Regions from separate parts of the Homo sapiens genome. Here region 1 is linked to region 2. A link is a loop called in an ENCODE intact Hi-C map of the cell type or tissue named here. Cell type or tissue: heart left ventricle. All regions are shown on one strand. Each heading gives the region's core, and the rest is flanking DNA. Links, peaks and the distances in the headings are about the cores only. Region 1 overlaps C1orf21 (chromosome 1 open reading frame 21). Region 2 has its middle 90 kb from the start of C1orf21-DT.

What was found. Hi-C counts contacts between places; a loop is a spot of excess contacts. Peaks named below come from ENCODE experiments on the same cell type or tissue, not always from the same donor. Only the 100,000 strongest peaks of a DNase experiment are listed, where the experiment ranks them.
Region 1: it touches region 2 in a loop (1.8-fold over the local background); 2 of 110 quality-filtered maps call a loop at or near these places.

The regions. Positions count from the first base shown.
Region 1 is chr1:184,493,371-184,496,288 of GRCh38, forward strand. The region is part of intron 2 of C1orf21 (chromosome 1 open reading frame 21); the gene reads left to right. Among named protein-coding and RNA genes, the nearest start is that of C1orf21, 110 kb to the left of the region's middle. RefSeq lists an enhancer at 1,979-2,048. In heart left ventricle, for the core only: no CTCF peak of the experiment used is centred there; no DNase peak of the experiment used is centred there; H3K27ac peaks cover 2,500 bases.
Region 2 is chr1:184,295,310-184,298,227 of GRCh38, forward strand. No RefSeq gene overlaps it. Among named protein-coding and RNA genes, the nearest start is that of C1orf21-DT, 90 kb to the right of the region's middle. In heart left ventricle, for the core only: no CTCF peak of the experiment used is centred there; a DNase peak (open chromatin) is centred at 1,472; H3K4me3 peaks cover 264 bases; H3K27ac peaks cover 2,500 bases.

The DNA of each region.
Region 1 (2,918 bases), core at 162-2,661, 200 kb after region 2:
CATTGAAGGTAAAAGAGTAAGGGTGAAGTGAAAAATCATGATGTTAAATAGCACATCTTTGAAGCTAATTAATTCCTTCAAATTGCAAAACAGTCACACGAGTACAAATCTTTATTTAGACTACGTTTGATTTTCATTTGAAAACCACATTCAAGACAAGCTAAATTACATTTAAATTCCCTTCCAGCTATAGATATGCATGCCTCACTGTATAAATGTCACTGTTGATTTTGATCTATAACCAAAGAAGAAATTGTCAAATTATGTATGAAATAGGATTTTATTTTTAATGTGGCACCAAGTATTTTTGCATTTATTGTGTTAGCTGTTTAACACAATATTTTTTCATTAACCTTTTAGTCTTCATTGCCTTCTGTCACTCAAGAGATGTCTTTTTATCTGAAAGTGTTTATAAGATCTTGAGTTTGGAGTGCAGCTTTCCTCCTTTGTTTCTTGCCTTGTTTCCCATGATGCAATTGTTAAATGGCCAGCATGTTAAAATGAAAGACAATGTGCTTTTAACTCTGATGGAACTCTGAAAATTAAAGTTATTCATTTAAGAACTATTGGTTGAGCAAATACTATAAACTGGATTTTACTAAGAGATATAACATGTAATATGATAATGATTGCCCTCATTTGGCTCACATTCTAGCAGGTAATAAAGGTAATAAAAAGAGAGACAAACATGTACTGTCAGGGAAAAGTGTCATGAGAATACAAAAGGGGATGGAGAGTTGACAGGATGGCTGTTTCAGAGTCATCTGTCAGAGAAGGTCTATCTGAGGAACTGACCTTTGAGCAAACCATGAGAATACCTGGGAACAGAATGTTTCAGGCAGAGAAACAACAAAGCCAAATTTCTGAGAGGGAGCTGGCTAGTGGATTCCAGGAAGAAGCCTGATGCCCTTGTGCCAGTAGGGTGATGGGTGACAAACTCACAGAGGCAGTCCAGGGCCGGACTGTACTGCTCTGTACACTGGCTTCTGTTCTAAAGGTAATAGAAGTCAGGAGAGGGTTTTGAGTGCAGGGGAGTGATGAGGTCTGACTGCTACGTAGGGAATAGACTATAGGAAGAGAGTGAAGCAGTTGACCAGTTAGAGTCTTGCTCAGTAGTCCTAGCAAGAGATGTTGGTGGTCTGGATTAGGGAGGTATGAATGGAGATAATGAGATATGGGCGGGCTTGGGATATTGGGGAATGATTAAATATGAGCTTCATTAGAGCATATTGTATCTGTGGTTTTCTCTGTTAAGGGCAGCAGTGGGAGGTAGAATTTTGTACCAATACAAGCTCCTCTTTAGTGGTGGCTTGCAGGAGGCAGAGTTTTTATGTTTTAGAGCAATGACCATGGTCTGAGGCTTAGCAACATGGAATGAAAAATGAAATTTGAAAATTGTGAAAGCAAAGATTTTTAAGATGGGGCTGTAAGGATTAATAGGGTCAAAATTCTACATTAATGTTTTTTGCTTTTGCTTTTTTTTTTTTTTTACCTTCTTGAGGCAAATTTGTTTGATGCTAGCTGGGATAAAAAGAACATCATTAACAGTTAAATTCCTACTTCAGTTTCCAGGGCTCAGCTGTACCCAGGCACAGGGCATGGCCCAAGTGAGGAGAAGTGCTGCAGCCCTAGAACCTCCTGGGACTGCAGTTCATCTGCACAGCATGTCATCGTCACACAGTGACATCTCATTTCATTCAACCTGAGAGTGAAGGGGTTTCAGACATGGCTTGCTTGTTCATTTTTAGCAAGTTTCTTAAGGGCCAGGGTGCCCGAAGAGGCAAGTTTCTACTCTCGCCTCCCTTCCTGTAACAGCCACCTCCCTTTCACCTGGCTCTTGCCTTCCCCCCGCAACATAGACTCTCATCCCTACACTCTTTTGTTCCTCATGGAACTCTGAGCTCCAGTTTCTGATCTCCAAGAGCTGCTCTGAGCTTTGATCCCTGTTCCCATCCTCTTCACTTGTACCCACCATCCCAGTTCAGTTTATCTTTCTTTTTATGTCTTCCCAGAATAGGAGCAGTGCTCTATGAGAAGACAGAACAAATACGCAAATGAAGCATAGATCTCTGTGGAGGTCAAACCAAGCCCCCAGATAATTTCCCATTCTGAATCTCCTTTCTGCTTTGCATTGTTACCTTTTAAAGAAAAAATTAACGTCAATATACTTACTCATCTTCCCTCCCTCCCCCCACTACCAGCATCACCATCAAATAGCATCAATATTCTCTGTAAAAGACACTGTTTTTGTTTATTACAAGATATGGTGGGCCAGGTGTGGTGGCTCATGCGTGTAATTCCAGCACTTTGGGAGGCCAAGGCGGGTGGATCGTGAGGTCAGGAGTTCAAGACCAGCCTGGCCAAGATGGTGAAACCCCATCTCTACTAAAAATACAAAAATTAGCCTGGCATGGTGGCAGGTGACGTAATCTCAGCTACTCGGGAGACTGAGGCAGAGAATTGCTTGAACCCGGGAGGCAGAGGTTGCAGTGAGCCAAGATCGTGCCACTGCACTCCAGCCTGGGTGACAGAGTGAGACTCTGTCTCAAAAAAAAAAAAAAAAAAAAAAAGATATGGTGAGTATGTAAGCTTTCTGTTAGGTACACTCACTTTTTTGTAGAAAGTTGGTTTTTGGAGGGTTTCTTTGCTTCTGCAGATTGTGTGGTGAAGAGAAGTTGGCAGAAGGTGAATCCTGGAAGATGAGATGTTAAAGGAGTGGCCCACTGGAAGGGGTAGAAAAGGGGGCAGGTAACAGGTTATTTGCATGGGGTTTGGTAAGCCAAGGCCAGGTCTACCCATAGAGCATCCTGAAGGAGACACAAACAGATAATTTCTGGGCTCTCCTCAGTTAAAAGGAGACTGAAGTCTTAGTGCAGGAAGGAGTTCAAGGCCTAAAACCCAGACCTTACAGTGGGTAA
Region 2 (2,918 bases), core at 311-2,810:
ATTTTTTGAAGGTTGGTTTGTTTGTTGTACTATGTTTTTTATACAGCTGAATTGATTGCAAAGGTAAAATAAGAATTTCCTTTCCCAGGGCTATATTCATTCTTCCCAACTGAGGTGGAAAATTCCAGTATTAGTTTTAGCAGTACTTGAACCATCTTCTCCCTAATATAGTGCTTCTAGGGAACATGGGGAAATTCTTAAGCCTGGGTAGCCAATATGAAAGATCCAGAAAGAATCAAATATAATGAGAATGTCTGAAAGAATTTGTTCTCTCAAGCAAACTGGTCTATCAGAAGGACTAATAGCTTGGGCCTATTTTGCTCACCATTTTAGAGGGGCTACTTAATCTCCTAGTGCCTGAGTTTCCTTGTCTGTAAGATAGGAATAATAGGCCAGGCATGGTGGCTCACGCCTGTAATCCCAGCACTTTGAGAGGCCGAGGGGGTGGATCACTTGAGGCCAGGAATTCCAGACTAGCCTGGCCAACATGGTGAAACCCTGTCTCTACTAAAAATACAATAATTAGGCAGGCAGGGTGGCACATGCCTGTAATCCCAGCTACTCAGGAGGGAGACTGAGGCAGAATAGCTTGAACCTGGGAGGCGGAGGTTGCAGTGAGCTGAGATCACACCACTGCACTCCAGCCTGGGTGACACAGCGAGACAAAAAAAATAAAAAATTAATAATAATAATAATAATAAAGAGTGTTGTGAGGATTCAATGAGTTACACATGTAAATACTTGGAAGCGTGCCTGGAACATAGTAAATTTTTGATTAATGCTAGTTTTCATTATTTTTCTTAATCTAATTTTTTCTGAACTTGTAAAATACATTTACACAATAGCAGTCACCTCTCCTGGGGGATTTAGAAATAGTACCCACTATTTATTGAGCATTTATTATGTTCCAGTCCTCTGGCACATGTCTACTTTGATCCTCACACTAATCCTATGAGAAAGTTATTATCATCAGTTTCGGTAAAGAAACTGAGGATCAGAGAAATAACTTGGCCATACCTAATAAGCAATGGAGCGGGGATTTGAACTCCCACCCTACTGGGCTAGTTCTCTAAGATCCTAAAGAAACTGCTTTGTATCCCAACATGAAACTGAACTCAGTTAAAAATAAGCACACGGGCTAAAGACCTCTTTTCCCTGACTTATCTCTCATAGCATAGATTGCTTGGTGCCTCTCAGAGAATTTCCGTTTAACACCCTGAGATTAGTTGGCCTTGTGGCTCTGATCAGTGGAGGTCTGTTTAACTCAAGTCACATGTGGGTATTTTCACTCCAATCATAACGTCAGTTCTAAATCTGTTGGTATGTCACAAAGGCACAAGTTAAAACCCAGGAAAAAACTTGAGCTGTTACTGTTCCCAAGTAGAAACATCCTTAGCAGCTTATCTGAACAGAAGGCCAATCTAAAACCTTGGAGGTTTGCCCAGCCCCGGTTTCCTGTCTAACTGAAAGCAGAGAGCCCAGACACAGAGCCAAGAAGTTCACGCTTGTGGGATCAGCAACCTAAATTTGAGAATTCGGATCAGTAAGACCAACTGCAGCCTGCAGCTAGAGCGGTGCTGGAGTCATGGGCCCGATGGTCCCAAGGGTGCAAGGAAAAACTTATGAGATGACTAAGGTAATTGTTAGGAATGAAATCAAAATACAACTAGGCAAACCAACTTCCCAACTGGCAGAGGAGAGAGAAATCTCCCTGGGATTATTTTTATAGATTAGTCTGCTATCTTTAGCTTCCAGAAATGATTTTTTGCTGTGTGTGATAATGCTGGTACTGACGTGTACCGAGCACTTACCACATTTGTGATACTGCGCTAAACACTTTACACACTTTACTTCAATCATGAGTGATTACAACTCAGGTATATGGACATGATTGAAAAGACTGGTACACAGCTTCAGAGTTTCCATAGAGGGTGTCGTTTTAGCAGAATCTTTACTAAAATGAGCCACCCCTGTCCTTAAGAGCTGTATCACCTCACCTGGCTACCCTGTTTTCTAGCACAAGGTCACCTTGAGTCAAGATGTTCAGTTTTGTTGTCACTGTGCCATGGCCATGACTGTGGGAATAACCCCATCTGCTTACCTTGGGAGATGGAAACTTTGACGAACTCAAGGTCCTTCCCCAGATACTTCCAGCTACTTCCCAGTGATGCCTCCTGCTCTGGCTACCCTAAACCTACAGTCAAACTATGTCTCTCTGCAGCTGAAAACCCCCCTTAATTGCAGTAAACAGGATAACATCTGTGGGAAGAAAGGCAACTATCTCTTCACATGTTGTTTTCTTAGAGGGGAAGCTTTCCTGGATAACCAAGAGACTTCATGTCTCATTGGCCAGCATTTGATCATGTACCCATTTCTAAATCCATCAATCACAGGAATGTGACTGCCGTGTTTATCTTGGACTAATTGGGATCTGCCCCTCAGCCGGGGATAGGGTCAACTTCCCCTGAATCAAGTGAATAGAGGTAGATCCCCGAATAAATCAGAGTTAAGAAGGAAGGGCTGGTGAGACTAGACACAGTAGAGCAGCCATCAGTGTCCTACGCAGGCCTCCGTATTTCACGGAGGTAGTTTCCCTCCCTCCCACCTCATGCCCCAGATGAAGTCTTATTTTCCCTTAAGTATTGCTACTCTAGGTCTGGGTCTTGCTGTTCCCCCAAAAGAAATATCCCTCTTCATATTCCCAACCACTCTTATATCTACCTTTATTACAACATTTACATATTTTTTCACGCCTATCTTCTTTTACACATATCTCTCCTAGTTAGACTATGAGATCATAGAGACCATGTGTTACTCATTTTTAAAATTTCCAGTACCTAGCATAATTCCTGGGATAAAGTAGGTGCCCAATAAATGTTGGATTGATATGATTTGTGAATTTAGTTTATGAAAGTCTA